Regions from separate parts of the Homo sapiens genome. Here region 2 is linked to region 1. Evidence: chromatin loops called from intact Hi-C (ENCODE). Cell type or tissue: heart right ventricle. All regions are shown on one strand. Links, peaks and the distances in the headings refer to the core of each region. The heading gives the core; the rest is flanking DNA.

What was found. A loop is a pair of places that touch in the nucleus more often than their neighbours do. Peaks named below come from ENCODE experiments on the same cell type or tissue, not always from the same donor. Only the 100,000 strongest peaks of a DNase experiment are listed, where the experiment ranks them.
Region 2: a loop joins it to region 1, with 4 times the contacts of the local background. A loop is called at or near these places in 5 of 110 quality-filtered maps.

What each region holds. Positions count from the first base shown.
Region 1 is chr3:140,047,154-140,055,491 of GRCh38, forward strand. All of the region lies in intron 1 of CLSTN2 (calsyntenin 2), which reads left to right. Among named protein-coding and RNA genes, the nearest start is that of CLSTN2, 120 kb to the left of the region's middle. In heart right ventricle, for the core only: a CTCF peak has its summit at 4,394 (motif pointing left); a DNase peak (open chromatin) is centred at 4,385.
Region 2 is chr3:139,430,438-139,438,775 of GRCh38, forward strand. All of the region lies in intron 3 of COPB2-DT (COPB2 divergent transcript), which reads left to right. Among named protein-coding and RNA genes, the nearest start is that of RBP2, 42 kb to the right of the region's middle. In heart right ventricle, for the core only: no CTCF peak of the experiment used is centred there; a DNase peak (open chromatin) is centred at 4,435.

The DNA of each region.
Region 1 (8,338 bases), core at 221-8,220:
TGCCCTACAAAGGGGCCACACATCAATCTGAGCTATATTCCTTTCTCTTCTCTTTCTGCTTCACTTCCCATGGGAAACACCACCTTGTAGTCAATTTTGTGTATCTTTACAGAGTAAATACATATAGTAATAAGAAATCCTAATAGTAATATAGTGAGTACATTTTAGTTTCCCACAAATGATATACAACATATATATGGCCTTACAACTTTCTTTTTCATTCATCCATGTGTCTTAACTATCTGTGTTGGTATATAAAGTTTATTATTTCTAACTGCCATATAATATTCTATCTGTGCTTTTTATTTATATAATATTTTATTTTAACTTCTAATGTAAATTAATTTAGGAAGGAAACTCTATGTGTCTTAGTTCATTTTCTGTTGCTTGTAATAGAATTCCTGAAACTGGTTAATTTATAAAGAAGGGAATTTATTTCTTACAGTTATAGAAGCTGAGAAGCCCAAGGTTGAGGGGTCACATCTGGTAAGGATCTTCTCACTGGTGGGGACTCTCTGTGGAGTCCGCAGGTAGTGCAGGGCATCCCGTGGTGACGAGGCTGAGCATGCTAGCTCAGGTCTCTCTTCCTCTTCTTGTAAAGCCACCACTCCTGTTCCCACCATAACCCATTAGTTCGTTAACACATTAATCCATTACTCTATGAATTGGGCTCTGCCCTTATGACCCAATCACCTTTTAAAGGCCTCACCTCTCAATGCTGCCACAATAGAGATTAAGTTTCAACATGAGTTTTGAAGTGGCCAAGTAGTCAAACCATAGCAATACGTTAACGCTATAAATGGGAAATGATCATTACTTGCCTTAAATAATGACACAAGGAAATAAATGCATGGCTATTAAAGTTAAAATATGAAATATTAAAAAATGACCAGAAGAATATTGTTCCCATATGACTGAGGGGAGAAAGGAGGAGGAAGGAATATGGCTGAAAATTGTGATCAAAATGGGCATAAATTTATCTAAAATGTTGTCATTATTTAAATGGAAGCTGATATTTCTTGCCTTAAATATTGATATGAGAAAAACTTTTTAAATGCACGGCTATTAAAATTAAAACAATCTCTAGTGTAAACCCTACTGTCAAATTATATACCACAGTTGTGCATGGACCATATCTTGGGAAATACAGCCTAGGTCATAGTTGAATGAGTGGATGAATAAAGATCTCCAGTGAGATTTCTGGCACTAACCAACAACTGGTGGTGGGCTGTACTGAGATTCAGATTTCCTTAAGTCCTGCCTACATACTGAATGACTCTCAGAGTTGACCACCTTCTTGCTAACAGCAATGGTAGCTGACCCAAAGTAGTGCTTGCTCCTCGGGGGCCAGGCATTGTCCACATTCTTTATACACATTAATTTAGACCTCACAACAGCCCTATTGGGTAGATATTCTTACTATCATCACCATTTTACAAATAAAGAAACTGAGGCAAAGAGAGATTAGATAGATTGCCTAGGGTCATATAGCTAGAGAGTAGAAGAGCTGGGTGTGACCTGGGGCAGGTAATGTCGGCTTCCTTACTGGGGGGAGTGGGGGGCAGTGGGCCTGTGTTAAAAGCCTCAGGGCAAGCTGGAGAACGACCCTGTAAATTCCAGGTGCACTTGTACTGAGGCCACAGCCCTCCAGCTGCCACAGTTGATCCCACCAGGCCCACCACACCCAGAGGGAAAGACCAAACTCAAATCCTGCCCATGCCTCCAGCTCTCCCAGACTCTCACTTCCTGTTCTCCAGTCCCTGCTGCTTCACTACCTCCATTCCCTCCCGATTTGACCAGCGGCACTGCTCTAGGTGGCCCCAATGAGCACCTGTTTGTGCTGGTCTTTGCACACCCCCTCCCCCCATCTCTTGGAGGAGGCCCATGCAGGCAGCACTGGCTGGAACTTGAGTTTGAGCCAGAGAAACAATTGAAGGGACTGGGCAAGCATGGGGAGTTAATTCTATCTAAGGCACAGACGGCATCTCCATTGAGGATACACTGACCAGCATCCCTGAAGAGGGCCAGCTCTGGAGTGGAATAAATCACCTTCACGTCTTTCCCCTTTGGGTGGCCTCTGACTGACTTCTTCGTCTTCCTGAAAGCTGTTGCCAAGGAAATCCTGAAATTTAACAGTAAAATCAAGAAAACCATCTTTTAAGGAGAGTTTTTCTAACCCCAGTTGCAGAAAAATCAAAGTGTGATAAACAGTATTAGTCTCCCTTCTTAAATCACCAATTATAATCTTTAGATTAGAAATATTATTTCCGGAATGAGGGAACAGAACCAGCCATTTATTAAATGCTTATTAGGGACTACACATTTTACCCAGGCCATCTTTATTTTCTCTTCTCAGCCTCCCTGAGGGGGGACTATTACCTCCAGTACTGGGGCTGACACACATGAGCAATGAGGCCAGGTGGGGTTGTCCATAGACACCTTCTGCATAGAGAGTGCCTAAGCTGGGCCATGATCTGTCTGGCTCAAAAGTTTCCTTTTGACCACGTTGCTTCAAGAGACACACATCAGGATCCCAGTGGCTGAACATGAACTTAACAGGGTCATGGGAAGGAGAGGCGAGCTCTGCCCCAGCACAAGGCCTCAAGACAGTGGTGATCCCAGTGACCCCTCAAAAGGTGATCACAGTGTGGAGCCCTTAGCTAGCATATCTCCTTTTATTTTAATCAAAAGCATGGAAGCTTGTTTTATCCTGTCTTGTCCCTCCAGATCTCTTCTCTACTTTCTCTATTCTGTTTTGGGCCCCAGGATCCTGACCTCTACCGACTTGCTTCATCTGAGTTCACCTTCTCTCTTGCTTCTGGCTGGGTTTAACCAAAGGAAGGTACCTGGATTAGCTACCAGGGTCTTGATTTCTTCATTGATAAAATCTGTGTAACAGCAGTCCCTATCTCAGAGTATCAAGGATTACATGAGTTAATCTGTAGAAACTGCTTACACAGTGCCTGGCACACAGTATATTCTCAGCTTGTTATTGCTATTATTTTTTCAACCATACATTAGATAATCTTGAGCAAATCCACAAAGCTTTTTGAGTCTCTGTTTCTCACCTGGGAACAGGGGTCAACGCCATCTCTCCAAGCCTGCTGTGTGAGTTGAACAGGAAACAAAAGCTTGCTCAGAGCAGGTGATGAGAGACCATTGGAGAAAGGATGTTTACTATGTTGAGCCATATGAAATCACTACTATTTGACCTACACACACGGCAATTTCACATAGTTCAGAGATGTAGCAATGTTAAGGGATACCAGAAAGGGATAGTGAAATATTCAGGGCTAGCATCATGGAAGCCATGACCATCCCCAGGCTGAAGGAGAAGTGGAAAGAGAATTACCAGGAGCAGTTAGTGGGCCAGCCGAAGAGCTGCAGCTGTAGGAGTGAGGCCAGCCCATAGGAATTGTGACCCTCTGTTGAAGAACAGGAGACCAAACTGGGACCCAGCAGAGAGGAAGTCAGAGGAACAAATACTCTAACCTTTTGTTCCTCCTGCCCTTCAGTTTTTTGCTGTTTTGTCAAACCCAGCCAGACAAGGAGAGGGAGCTTGGATGAAGCAGTCCATAGAGGTCAGCCTCCCAGGGCACAGAAGAGAGAAGGGTAGTGGAGGATGGATATGAAGGGCAAGATGGGAAAATAGCAAGTTCACATGCTTTTGGTTTAGACAAAAGAAGATATTCTACAGGGTGCAATGCTGGGTCTGGTGCTGAGTGGGTGCCTCCTTGCTATTTTTATTGTTACTGTTGGGGTTTTGAAGGCTAAACAGGGGTAAACAAGGATGGAAGGTTTCAATACAAAGAAAGAAACACAGCTTTTGAACAACAAAAGAACACACAAAGGGCACATTTGGGGGCTGTCCTGGATTGAACACAGCGTCTAACATTCCCTGGCTGGGCCCGGGGGCTGGCCTGCCCACTCCCTCTCCCCTGCCCATCCTTGGGGCCTCCCTCAGCTCCAAGGGAACAGGAAACAGGGCTTCCAATGCCCATTCACAGCTCAGGCTTCGCTGATCGTGTGAACAGCTTCAAGGTCTTTGGTAGAACTGGGGTTTAAACAGCAAATTGCATCAGAGAGAGGCTGTCTGGAGAAGCCATCAATCTTGTGGGATGTGTAATTTGCACAAGTTTGCAGACCTTCAGGACTGTTTCTGATAAATGAGAAACAATCACACTTGGGTAAAATATTACAGACTTTTATGGAGCCCATTAAAATCATTGCTGAAACCCTTCCTGCCTTCAGTCCATTCCCGTTCCATCCTCAGCATGGTCGCTGCACATCTTCCTAAACATCTCTCTCCTTATTCTTACCCCGCCTGCACCCTTTTTGGGCTCTGCTGAACAGGCAAAAGGATAGGGAGGAGCAATAGTGCCGTCTGCTGGCTGCAAGGGGCCAGGAGGAGGGATTATTCACACGCGTGTTTCTCCATCTGTTGTCTCATTCTACTCCCTGTGAGGACTGTGTTGTTACTTCCAGAGAACAGTGGTTCTCAACCGGGCTACATCTGGAATCACCTGGGAAGCCTCAAAACACTATTGAGGCTGGGTTCCACATCATTCATATCAGAGATGGTGGTGTCATTGGTCTGGAATGTGGCTTGGATTCTGGGATTGTTGTAAAATCCCTCCAGGTGATTTCAATATGCAGCCACAAAGCACTACACCTTAGAGCAGGGACATGGAAACCACCTGGAGGGGCTGGCAAAACAGATCACGTGGCCCCCACCCCACAGTTGCTGATGCAGGTGATCTGGGGCAGAGCCTGAGAATCTTGCATTTTAAGAAGTTTGCAGGGCAGGCTGAGCTGCTGGTCTGGGAACCCCACTTTGAGAAGCATGGCCTTAGTGAAAGCGAAGACTCAGATAGTTTAAGTGACTTGTTTGAGATCAATTGGTCCAGAGTGGATGTAGAATTGAAATCTGTTTATCTTTCTCCAGGCCTGGCTGGCTGAGTCTGTGCAGTGGGCTCTTCTTTTTCTCAAAATATTTCTGTTATTATTTATTTATTTATATTTTGAGACAGAGTCTCGCTCTGTCGCCCAGGCTGGAGTGTAATGGCATGATCTCAGCTCACTGCAACCTCCACCTCCTGGGTTCAAGCGATTCTTCTGCCTCAGCCTCCCGAGTAGCTGGGACTACAGGCGCACGCCACCAAAACCAGCTAATTTTTGTATTTTTAGTAAGACAGGGTTTTACCGTATTGGCCAGGCTGGCCTCTAACTCCTGACCTAGTGATCCACCTGCCTCGGCCTCCCAAAGTGCTGAGATTACAGGCATAAGCCACCGCACCTGGCCAATATTTCTGTTATTAAATGATCCCAGGGTCCACACCTGCTCCCCACCCTGATTCTAGGTTTATTCTCATAGGCCTCTGTTTAGCAGCCTTGCTGGATCATAACCCTGGGGGAAGGCAGGAAAGGAGCACTTGCTTAAAATATTTATTTGTAACCAGCTGTGTCTCCCACCACCACAAAGTCGGATTGGAAATGCCCCCTGAGGTAAGAGTTGGCCTCTCTGAGCTTCTCTTTTGAAGCGTAGCCCTTTCATTCTTCTCCTCAGAAAACCAACTCTGCCCAGCTGATACGTGAAAAAACTCATTTTTGACATGGGCTCTGGAGCCCAACAAACCTGGGTTCCAAGCAAGCATGCCTATTCACAGGCTGTGTGGTCTTGGGCACATTACCTAACCTTCCTGAGCCTTCCTTCTCTGGCAGCCCCACATGTATATAGTGAGGATTTAATAGCAAACCTTGGGTGTGGTTGCAGCACATTGTTTCTCCCCCATGCAGGGCAGAAGCAGGCTGTTTGTAGGGACAGACACAGCTCTCATCAAGACAGCACAGCCAACCACGAGCCTGCAGGGGTGAGCACAGAGCCCTTCTCTGGATGGCGCTGGCAGTCAGGCCTCCCATGCATCCCTTTGGGCTCCCTGTCATTCTCGGGTGAGGGAGGACATGAAGCCTGAACACAAGCATCCTCCTGCCTGAGGGCCACTCCTCACAGTCAGCAGCCTCTGCTGAGCTCCTGCCATCCTCTGGACTCTGGATGGGAGGTAATTTCACGCTTCTGGCTCTTCACACCCTGGTGATGAATGTGTGTAAGTGACCTTGGCCCCTTCAGCCACCACCAGCACACAGGATGATGTAATTGAATTTGTATACACCGTAAATTTTATTAGAGGAAAGCAATCTAGTTCCAATTCTGGTTCTCCGGAGTTACTGGATTGTGTCTGAGGATAAACTCGCTGGTCAGCTGGGTGGGGACAGAGGTCAGAGTCACAGCTACTGTCTCACTAGCTTTCATTGGGCACGATTAACAAAAGTGTACAGCAGCTGCAAAGGCACCAGATGCAGCGTGGTGGTGAGTGTTAAGAGAAGGGATGTGTGTGGAGGACTGCCCAGGAGCCAGCTCGCAACAGGAGCTCAACTGACAAGAATTTACTTTTGCTTTTCACGTTTGACTGTCTGCTCTCTGTCTTCCCCATTCCCTCATCTCCCTCCTCTCTCTCTTATTTCTGTCTTCTCTTCCTTCTCCAAAGATCTGCCTTCATTCCTGCCCCCTGAGCTGTGAGGCTTTGGTGAAGCTACTAGCTCACCTTCATAAGCCTGTTTCATTATGTGTGAAATGGAATCAATAACACCTATCTCAGGGGGTTATTGTGGAGATGGAGTGAGATGGGTGATGTGAAGTGATTGGCACATAGTCAGGTATCAACACATGTAAGGAACCTTTTTCACTGAAGCCCCTTTTGGTGTTTGAATGACTTGTCTGTAGGCACATGTTTGCCAGTTGCCATCTCTGAGTTAGACTCGGGCCCAATACAAGAGGGTCATCACAGCTGGTCCTCGGGCAGCTACCATCTGGCTGGGAAATCCTGGCATGCACAGATGTTTAACTCTCACAGGGCAAGCAGTGAGTGACCAAAGACAAGGGGCTGGTGGTGACCAAAGGTACTATGGAGCTCGTGGGAGGGGGAGGTTCTTGGTCAGGGAAGGCTTTCTGGAGGAGGTGAGCTTGAACTAGGACTTCAAGAATGGGTCACATTTGGGGAGGGTGGAGAATAGCAAGGAGGCTGGGCATTTATCAAGTACCTTCCTGAAGCCCAGAATCTTATACTGTCATTTTTAAGATGCGTTTGCTTAACCCTAAGTAACAGGCACTTTTTTTCTCCCTTTGATAGTTGCTGAAACCTCAATGATAGTGCCATTCTAGCAGCACCAGGTTGAAAAGAAATGCTCAAAGCTGTCCATATGCAGATATCTGTGAAAAAAAAATGTGAACTATTTTGTAGCATTGAAGGTAAATAATTTGTCCAAGACCACGCGGTCAGTAAGGGGTGGAGATGACTTGTAAACCTAGATCTATCTGGCCACAGGCTTTGCTTATAGCCACCCACATACCCACTGACTTATACACTCTCCTGCTTCCCATTTCTGCCAGGGACCCTTACCTGCTAGCCAAGTGAGGAGACAAGATCTTCACCTTTTGACTAATAGAATGCAGTGGGCCATGTATAGGACAAGCCACTGCATATGAGTTTGTAGGGGGTGTATGTGATCATAGACAAATTCATTAGAGGAGGTCAACCAGAGTCTGTTGACTACTGTTAACTGTTTATCAAAGGTAGACTTTTTGGGGTAGGAAAAAGGAGAAGGGAGTTTGGGAGAAAAACTTAAAGCTGATGTCATAAGAGGCACTATGCCTATCGGATTCTGTAGCAACAAAGGTCCATCTCCCTCATTTTGGTAATGGGGACAAGGTCACCCAAATTTGATTTCCACCCAACTTCTCAGAAACCTGACTATTTATGGAATACACCTGGGATATGCCTGCAGGCTTATATATTGTTGTTTCTGAACTTGACAGGAAAATTGGCTTTGATTTTGTTGAAGGTTTTCTGTTTTATTAATGTTGGATTTTCCTTCTAGATAGGAAAGCAGCTCAGTGATGTGTAAAACTTTCATTTTCATCTCTCTTTTTTTCCTCAGAATTTCATTCCATTTCATCACCTGCTGCTTCCTATCTAAGACTTTCCAGAGATGGATGGCAGTGTCCAGAAACCATTTTCTTACTCTGCTTATCTTGTTTGCTTAAACTCTGGCCTGGAGGGGCCTGCCTCTCCCTTGAGGAAGCCTAGGATTTTCACCTGATTTTGAGCCACCACCACACAGCAAACACCTTATGTTTATCTTTCCAGATTGCAGCATTTAAGCAGATCTTTGGAGGTAGAAAAGAACATGTGTTCTTGGGAGAAAGCTTGTTGGAAGAAGTGCTTAGATTTCAAAACCACATGGCTGTTTTTACATTCGAGTTTTGCCACTCATTAGCTGT
Region 2 (8,338 bases), core at 284-8,283, 620 kb before region 1:
TTATAATGCAATACTTTTCTTGTTTACTTATTTCTCAATTCATTCCGGTTTTGGCCAATGGGGTTGCCTTCAATTTTACTGTTGTGTTCTCTCATGGGCTCCTATCCTTTTTTGAGCCCTTCCCTAAGGCTGTATTTGCTAACCATGTACATCACCTGGGCCTGTCCCCCATTATGCATGGTGGGTTGGTGGGGAAGTCCAAGGAGGCAGACAACTGGTAGGCAGTGGTTGGGCTTTGAAGCCAGGTCTCCTGAATGCTTGTCCTGCTCTCTGCCAAGGCACCATTCTGCCTCTCCACACATCACAACTTTTATTTACCATGAAATTCACATAATTCCTCCCTGCTCTGCTTCCCTGGGCTCAGCCAGTCACTGACAGGCTAGGAGGCTAGGAAACAATGAGACACATCCAGAATATGGACTATTTACAAGAAAATAGCCCTGTACTGTTTAAAAAGTCAATGTCATAAAAACATAAAACAAAAGTAGTGAGGATGTTGTCAATTAAAAGAGGCTAAAGAGACATAACAATATCAATCTCTTGCAGTTGCTATGGGCTCAATTATGTCCCTCTTCAAAATTCATGTTTAAGTCCTAACCCCCAGTAGCTCAGAGTGTGAGCTTCTTCAGAAATAGAGTCATTGCAAATGTTATTAGTTAAGATGAGGTTGTAATGAGGTAGGGTGGACCCCTAATCTACTATGACTGGTGTCCTTATACAGATTGACAAAGTGTCAATCTCTGATGGGATCCTGCTTCTTTTCAAAAAGTCATTTTAGAGACAATCAAGGATATTTGAATTTAAACTGGATATTATAAACTAGGAATTATTAATTTTCTTAAGTATTACTTTATTATTAGTAGTATTATTATTGTAGTAGTATTTAATAATTAGTATTATTAAAGTATTTAGTATGACTAAAGTATGTAAGTATTGCCCTTTCTTAGGTATTACCATTCTGTAGGAGAATATCCTTGCTTTTAGGAGATACGTGTTTAAGTGTTTAGGGGTGAGGTGTACTGATGTCTGCAACTTATTCTCAAATAATTCTGAAAAATGTGTAGTCTACTGAGTACAGTAAATGTGGCAAAATGTTAACAGTTATTAAATCTAGATGTATGATATAAGTGTTCCTCTTTCAGCATTCTGTATCTTTGAAATTTTTTAAAATGAAAAGCCTGAGGAAAAATTATTCCTATAATCTTATTTTATATCCTCTATTTATTGAGGAAAACCTCCCTTCTTTTATTTCCATAAAAATGACAAAGGCCAGTTCCATCCAACTGAAATGGTCACACAACCCAGAGTTCAGGAACTCACAGGAGCAGTATAATGGGTATTAAGCCTGGATCTGTAGAAGATGGTCAGGTGTGGACAGTAGGGCTCCAGCCCCTGCATAGCTGGGCTTAAGTCCCAGCTTCTTTACTTTTTCCTCATTTAGTGGTCTTGGGCAAAGCACTTAAAACTTCTGGGCCTAGTTTCCTCAACTGTAAAATAAGGATAGTAATATGTTATTTGTTGTGAGAATCATATGTTACATTTGTACATGTTATGTAATATTTTTGTGTGTAACACCTACATGTAAAGCAATAGGCCCACCACAAGCAGTAGCTGTTGTGTTAAGTACCAAGGGCCATCTTGTGAGCCCCTGCAGGCAATTCAGCCCTATTGGAGAATGCAGAGAAAGTTACCTCAAGGAAGCAGAGTTGGGGATCTTGCAGGGCAGGTGGGGGTGGGCTCTGTCTCCAAAAATGGTAAGATAATTTTAGCAAATGAGATTGAATATACAATCAGTGTTCCTTCATAATTTTGGGTTAAGAGAATTAATGTATTAACTGTGAACATTTAAAGTATGTCACAATATTTAAAAATTCTGTTTTGGCATAACTTACTTTGTTTTTAAAGTGTATGGGGAGCCTCAAAAAATAGAAGGGTTGGTAATTGGAGATCTTTATGCAAAAGTATAGAACTTGACCTTTTTGTCACACAACATATAAAAATTAAATAGATCATAGACCTAAATGTAAGAGCCAACTGTAAAGCTTATAGAAGAAAAGATGGGAAAAAGTCTTAGTGATCTTGGGTTAGACAAAGATTTCTAAAATAGGATACAAAAAGGATGAGTTATAAAATAAAAAATTTATTAAATTGGAGTTCATCAAAAGACAGTGTCTTCAAAAGTCATCATTAAGAAAATGAGAAGGCAAGCTCTAGACTGGTAGAAAATGTTTGCAAAATATATGTCCAACAAAGAACTTATATCTAGAATATATGAAAGAATTCTTACAACTCAGTAATAAGAAGGCAACCCAAATTAAAAAATGGGTAAAAGATTTGAACAGACACTTCACTAAAGAACATATTCAGATGGCAAATACATACGTAAAAAATTGCTCAACATCATTAGTTAGAACCACAGTGAAGGCTGGGTGCAGTGGCTCACGCCTGTAATCCCAGCACTTTAGGAGGCCAAGGTGGGCAGATCACCTGAGGTCAGGAATTTGAGAACAGCCTGGCAAACATGGTGAAACTCTGTCTGTACTAAAAACACAAAAATTAGCCAGGTGTGCTGGCACACACCTGTAGTCCCAGCTACTTGGGAGGCTGAGGCAGGAGAATTACTTCAACCTGGGAGGTGGAGGTTGCAGTGAGCTGAGATCACGCCACTGCACTCCAGCCTGGGAGACAGAGAGAGACTCCATCTCAAAAAAAAAAAACTAAATAAAACAACAAAAAAACAATAACAACAAAAAATCCACAATGAAACATCACCACATATTCATTAGATGACTAAAATTTAAAAGACAAGACCAAGTGTTGACAAAGATATGGAGCAGCTGGAACTTTCATACACTGTTGGCAGGAATGCAAAATAGTAAGGCCACTTTGGTAAACAGTTTGGCAGTTTCTTATAAAGTTAAGCATATACTTAATGTAATTTTTAGCAATTCCACTTCTAAGTATTTACTCAAGAGAAGTGAAAATATATGTCCACAGAGACTTGGATGGGAATGTTTATAGCTTTATTCATAATAACCAAAAACTTTGAGGCAACCCAAATGCCCATCAGCTGGTGAATGGATAAACAAACTATACTGTGTCTATACAATGCAATGCTACTCAGTTAAAAAAAAAAAAGGAGTGAACAAAATCATGGAGGACTATCAAAAACATTATAGTAAGTGAAAGAAGGCAGACACAAAAGTCTACATATTACCTACTTCTACCTATACAACATTCTGACTATTTTAAATAAGGGGGTTCTGAGAAAAACAATCTAGTGGTGATGTAGAGGTGGCCTGACTTGCAGAGATTTCCAAGGTGGGGTACCTGGTAGGAGGTTGGTTTGGTTATCCTGGCTTGACCTTATGGGGTGTGGGGTTGGGAGTTGATTAGAGAAGGAGGTGTGAACCTAAGAGAATTGTACAGAGACCTGGCTTTTCATTCTGGCTCTGTTGGGTATAAACTATGTAGTATTGGGCAAATTACTTAACCTCTATGGGCTTCAATTTTCTCATTAGTAAAATAGGGTTAAAAATCTGGTCCTAAGGAGAGTGAGAGGTAAGCTGAGCTTGTAGTACCTCAGCTCCCAGAACTGAAGTAGAACTCTATGAAGATTAATTTCCTTCCCAGTTGGTTTCTTCCCCTTAACCCTCATTGACATGTGTGTCGCTCCTCCCCTCTGCCTCACTTCTTTAGGAAATGTAGGCACAAACCTAAGCTGGGTCAGATGTGTCCCCTAGCCAGCTTCTTCCCAGCACCAGCCCTCAGTGGGGTCTTTCTTTGGCATAGCTTAGCCGTAACCATTTCATGTGATCTTGGGCAAGTTAACTTCCTTTCCTGGGAGTCTTCTTTAAAGTGAAGAGCTTGGGTCAGATAATTGCTATGGGTACCAATTTCAGCTCATTCATTCAAGGACTCCCACCCAGAAATGACAAATCAGCAGAGTTTAACAAGCAGTTGCATATGGAAATTTGTGGGAGGAGTAAGATCCTCTAAGACCTTGGGCCTGAGTCTGTGGTCCATTCCTCAGTGGAAAGAGGGCCTTAGGGAAGAGTGTATTGGGAGGAGAAAGATGATGAAGTCAAGGTGGTTCCTGTTCCCCCTACCTCCCTGCACAACCCTCTACCCAGCAAAGTTTTGTCAGGTGGGTGGGGGCACTGTCCTTTCTTGAAGGAAAATCATTTCTCAGGGTCCAGTCCCCAAATGTTTTTAGCCAGAGGTGCCAATCTCTGCTCTCCCTTGGCACATCAGGTTTATCAATAGCTTCCAACGAATAGTGACCTGTTGCTATATCCCAGCTTCTTCAAGGAATAATGTCTTATGATTTCTGTCAGGCTTAAATGCCAGAGCAATGAAAACAACAACAACAGGAAGTAACTCCTCAGCTGCCTTCTTGGAGGAGTTGCACAATTGGGGTTGTTTTGCTGAGTGAGGAATCCAGCATGCTTGCCTTCCTTGTCTGTATTCCTTGTGATGATTAAGACATTTCACATGAGAATAAACTGCCCATTCAGGGAGTGGTTCAGATCCTGGGACTCACCAGACACTGAAAGGGTCTGCTTCCCTGGATTTCCTCCTGTCCTCCCTCTGGCCTCCAGGAGGCAATGCCTTGTCTCTGCAGCGGAAAATGAGGTGCCAGCCCTGACTTGTATGGCAGCGAGAGGCAAAGCACAATCAGGAGGCATGGGGCGTGGCTGGCAGCACAGGTCTCCACAGGCCAGCAGCACCCACTGCGTGGGGGAGGAAATGGCAGAGCACCGCTGTCAGCCCTATGGCTTTCTCCTCCAAGGCAGATTCTTCCAGCAGAAGGCTGAGCTGCCCCAGGGGAAAGAGCCAGCGAAGAGCCACTCACCTCCCAGGCTGAGGGTGATTGATTTCAGCCAGAGATGCCCTTTTTCTTCAAGCTGCAGTACACAGTAATTTCCCAGTTGTCCTGCTGCATCAACCTGAGTTCTAGCTAGACCAGTATTTTGTCTCTGATGGGCAAATATTTTGTAAAAGACCATGTAGTCACACAGGCCTGGGACTGGATCATGGTTCTTTCCCTTAGATGAGTAACTTAGCTCTTGTGCCTCGGTTTCCCCATCTATAGGAGATTGGTAAACCCACCTCAAGGAGTCAGTGTGACAAGTCACTAAAGGAATGCAAAACATTCAGTGCAGTGGTCTGTATGTGGTATATACTCCGTAATGATGATCAATTTTACAGTTGTTTTTAAGACCCTGCACGCAGACAAGGATCACATATCCCAGGCTGTTTTGGCAATACAAAGGTTTATTTTAGTATCGCAGAAGTTCTCAAAGTGTAGTATGCTGACCAGCAGTATCTGGAAACTGGTTAGAAATGGAAATTCTCAGGCTTCACCTTGGATCTCCTAAATCAGAAACTCTGTAGGTGAGGCTCAGCAATCTGTTTCAATAAGCCTCCTAGGTAAGGCTGATGCACACTCGAGTTAGAAAACAAACTGTGCTTTTTCTGTTGTTGCAAATTCGAGCTAAGAAAATTTAAAATGGTATCACATGATATGTTAATCAGTCTCACTTCATGTACTAAATTTGAAATAATGCCAATCATTATGGTTTGTATCATTTTAAAGCTGAAGGGCTGAATGAATTTTGAACAGTATTTATACTTTACCTACTTAGTAGTGTCTTTTTAGTTGATATCACTTAGAATGCTTTTGGTCACAGATAACAGAAGATTCTGACTCAAATTGGCTTAAGAAATAGGGAAACATATTAGTTAACATGATAAGAATTCCACAGGTGGGGGCATCTGGAAAACATTATCGGGGGACTTGGCTGCTCTGTGATTCTCTCTGTTCTATGTGCATCTCCGTATTGGTTTATCCTGAGGATGGGGACCTTATGGCTGTAGCAGTTCTAGATGTCACACCCAGACTTGACAGTGTTTTGAGAAAGAAGCCTATTTGTGTAACTCTTTAGGACCCAGGAAGGCTTTCCTATGAGATTCTGGAAGACTTCCACTCAAGTCTCATTGGTTATTCCTAAATTACATGCCCACTTCTAAACCAGTGACTAGCAAGAAGAGAAGAACATAATTGGTTTATGTCAATCTCTTGTGGCTGCTATGGGTTGAATTGTTTTCCTCCACAAAATTCATATTTCAATTCCTAACCCCCAGTACCTCAGAATGTGAGCTTCGTCAGAAATAGACTCATTGCAGTTGTTATTAGTTAAGATGAGGTCATAATGAGGTAGCGTGGACCCCTAATCTACTGTGACTGGTGTCATTATACAGAGGGCAAATTCAGAGACTCATTCAGGGAGAACAGGGAATATGAAGGCAGAGTTTGGGGTGATACAGCAGAAGCCAAGGAATGACAAATCCTGGAAAGCAGCATGGAACAGGTTTTCCCTCACAGCGCTTAGAAGGAACCAATCCTGCCAACAACTTGATCTTGGACTTCTATCTTCTAGAACTGTGAGACCATACAGTTCTATTGTTTAAGCCACCCACTTTGTGGTACTTTGTTATGACAACCCTAGCAAATTAATACTAGAGGGAGGACTAGATGTTGGGGAATCCATCACCATGACCACTGTGCCTACCATTAGGTAGTGAATGTTAAATTAATATCTCTACTACAGTGTATGTCTAAAATGTGAGAAAAGCAGCAGCATGAAATAAAAGGTGCCCAGGCTTTGGAATCCAGAGATCTGGGTTTAAGCTATGCCCCTGACTAGCTATGTGACTTTGAACCCTTTAACTGTGAAGTCCACCACTGAGATATGAGATGGGATATCCATGATCAATTATTAGCATAAAAGATTTCAAAGACATTTCCCTCCCTCAGTCCACCAATGAGAATACCCACCAATTTTCCACCTGCTTCAATTCTATCCCTACCTCAATTCCTCTCTACCCCACCCCACACCAGGCAAGTTTGAAGTTGTTTCTGAAGAACTAATTGAGTAGAGAAGGACAAGAAAGTAGAAAAGAAAGAAGAAAGAGAGGAAGAACTTAGACTTTAGGGAAGGAAGTCAGTCTGTAGAATAAAGATTTAAGAGAAGGAAGGGAGGAGATGAGGGGAGAAAATGTTGAGATGGCTGGGAGTAGAGAGAATTTTGAGGGCCTTTAGCCAGTGAAGGGCATCAGTGAGAGTGGAGTATACGAGATTTAGGTAGAAGAGAAAATAGATTTTCAAGGAGATTTGTTAGGGGTTATGGATTAGATCTCCCTATTACATTTTCAAAAAACTCCAATACATAATGGAGTTTCTGAGCTTTGGATAGAGAATGAAGTTAGATTGCACATTTGCCCTTCAGGAGTACTTAATTAAAGAATTTAAACAATAATAAAAAAAATTAAGCCAGCTCCTGTCCTCCAGCCCCACCCTCACCCCCCACCCCAGCAGCAGCCAGTCAAGGAAAGGGGTACAACTTCATGCTAGGAAGTTCAAAAAGTGGCGATCGAATAATAAAATGAAGTCTAGCTTGACTTACCATGACCCGTAAAAGTTTCCAATAAGCTATTCTGATGGAAGAAGGTAAGTGAAAAAACTTCTGAGAATTCACATGACTATGTCCTAATCTGGAGAGAAAGGAACTGAGGTAAGACTGCCAGCTTAGACACAGGATATGTAGTCAAATTTGAATTTCAGATAAACAATGAGTTTAGGGGATGCCTTATGCAGTATTTGGGACATAAATATACTAAAATATTTTTTTTTGTCTTTCTGAAATTCAAATGTAACTGGGTGTCCTGGGATGAAGATGATGATAATATTGATGATGATGGCTAAATCTGGCAACAGTAGGCAATGAACAGGCATTCTGTAGAAAATTAAAAAACAAAACAAAACAAAAAGGCTTAAATAAAAGCCCCTAACTATTCTAGAAAGGCCACAGTGGATATAGGGCTCACTGGTCCTTGAGTTCTTTTCCTGAATGGAGGGACCATTATAAAGCCTCAGGGGAGCTGCCTGTGGACTTTATTAAAATCCCAGTAGAGAGAGAGGCAAAGTCCTTCAGGCTTCATGTCACTTACAAATGAGTTCTTCTCCTCCCTACTGTACCCTGAGGCTACAAAAAATTGGATAGACTTGAATTACCCCAGCCTCTAGAAGCTGGAGAAGACAAACAGCCTTTAGGAACAGTAGGATGGAGTCCATAAAGGAAGTTTTTTCAGAGCCACCTACACTATAATGAGCAAAATAAAAAGGTATGAATCACAAATATGAAAGCAAGCAATAAGTAGAAGGTAAGGAATAGATGAAGAAGTCCCCCAAGGAATAGGAGAAAATCTCCTCTGGTCATTTTGAGGCAGCTGGTTTTTGTTCCGATTTTTATAGCAATGAAAGAAAAAGAAGAGA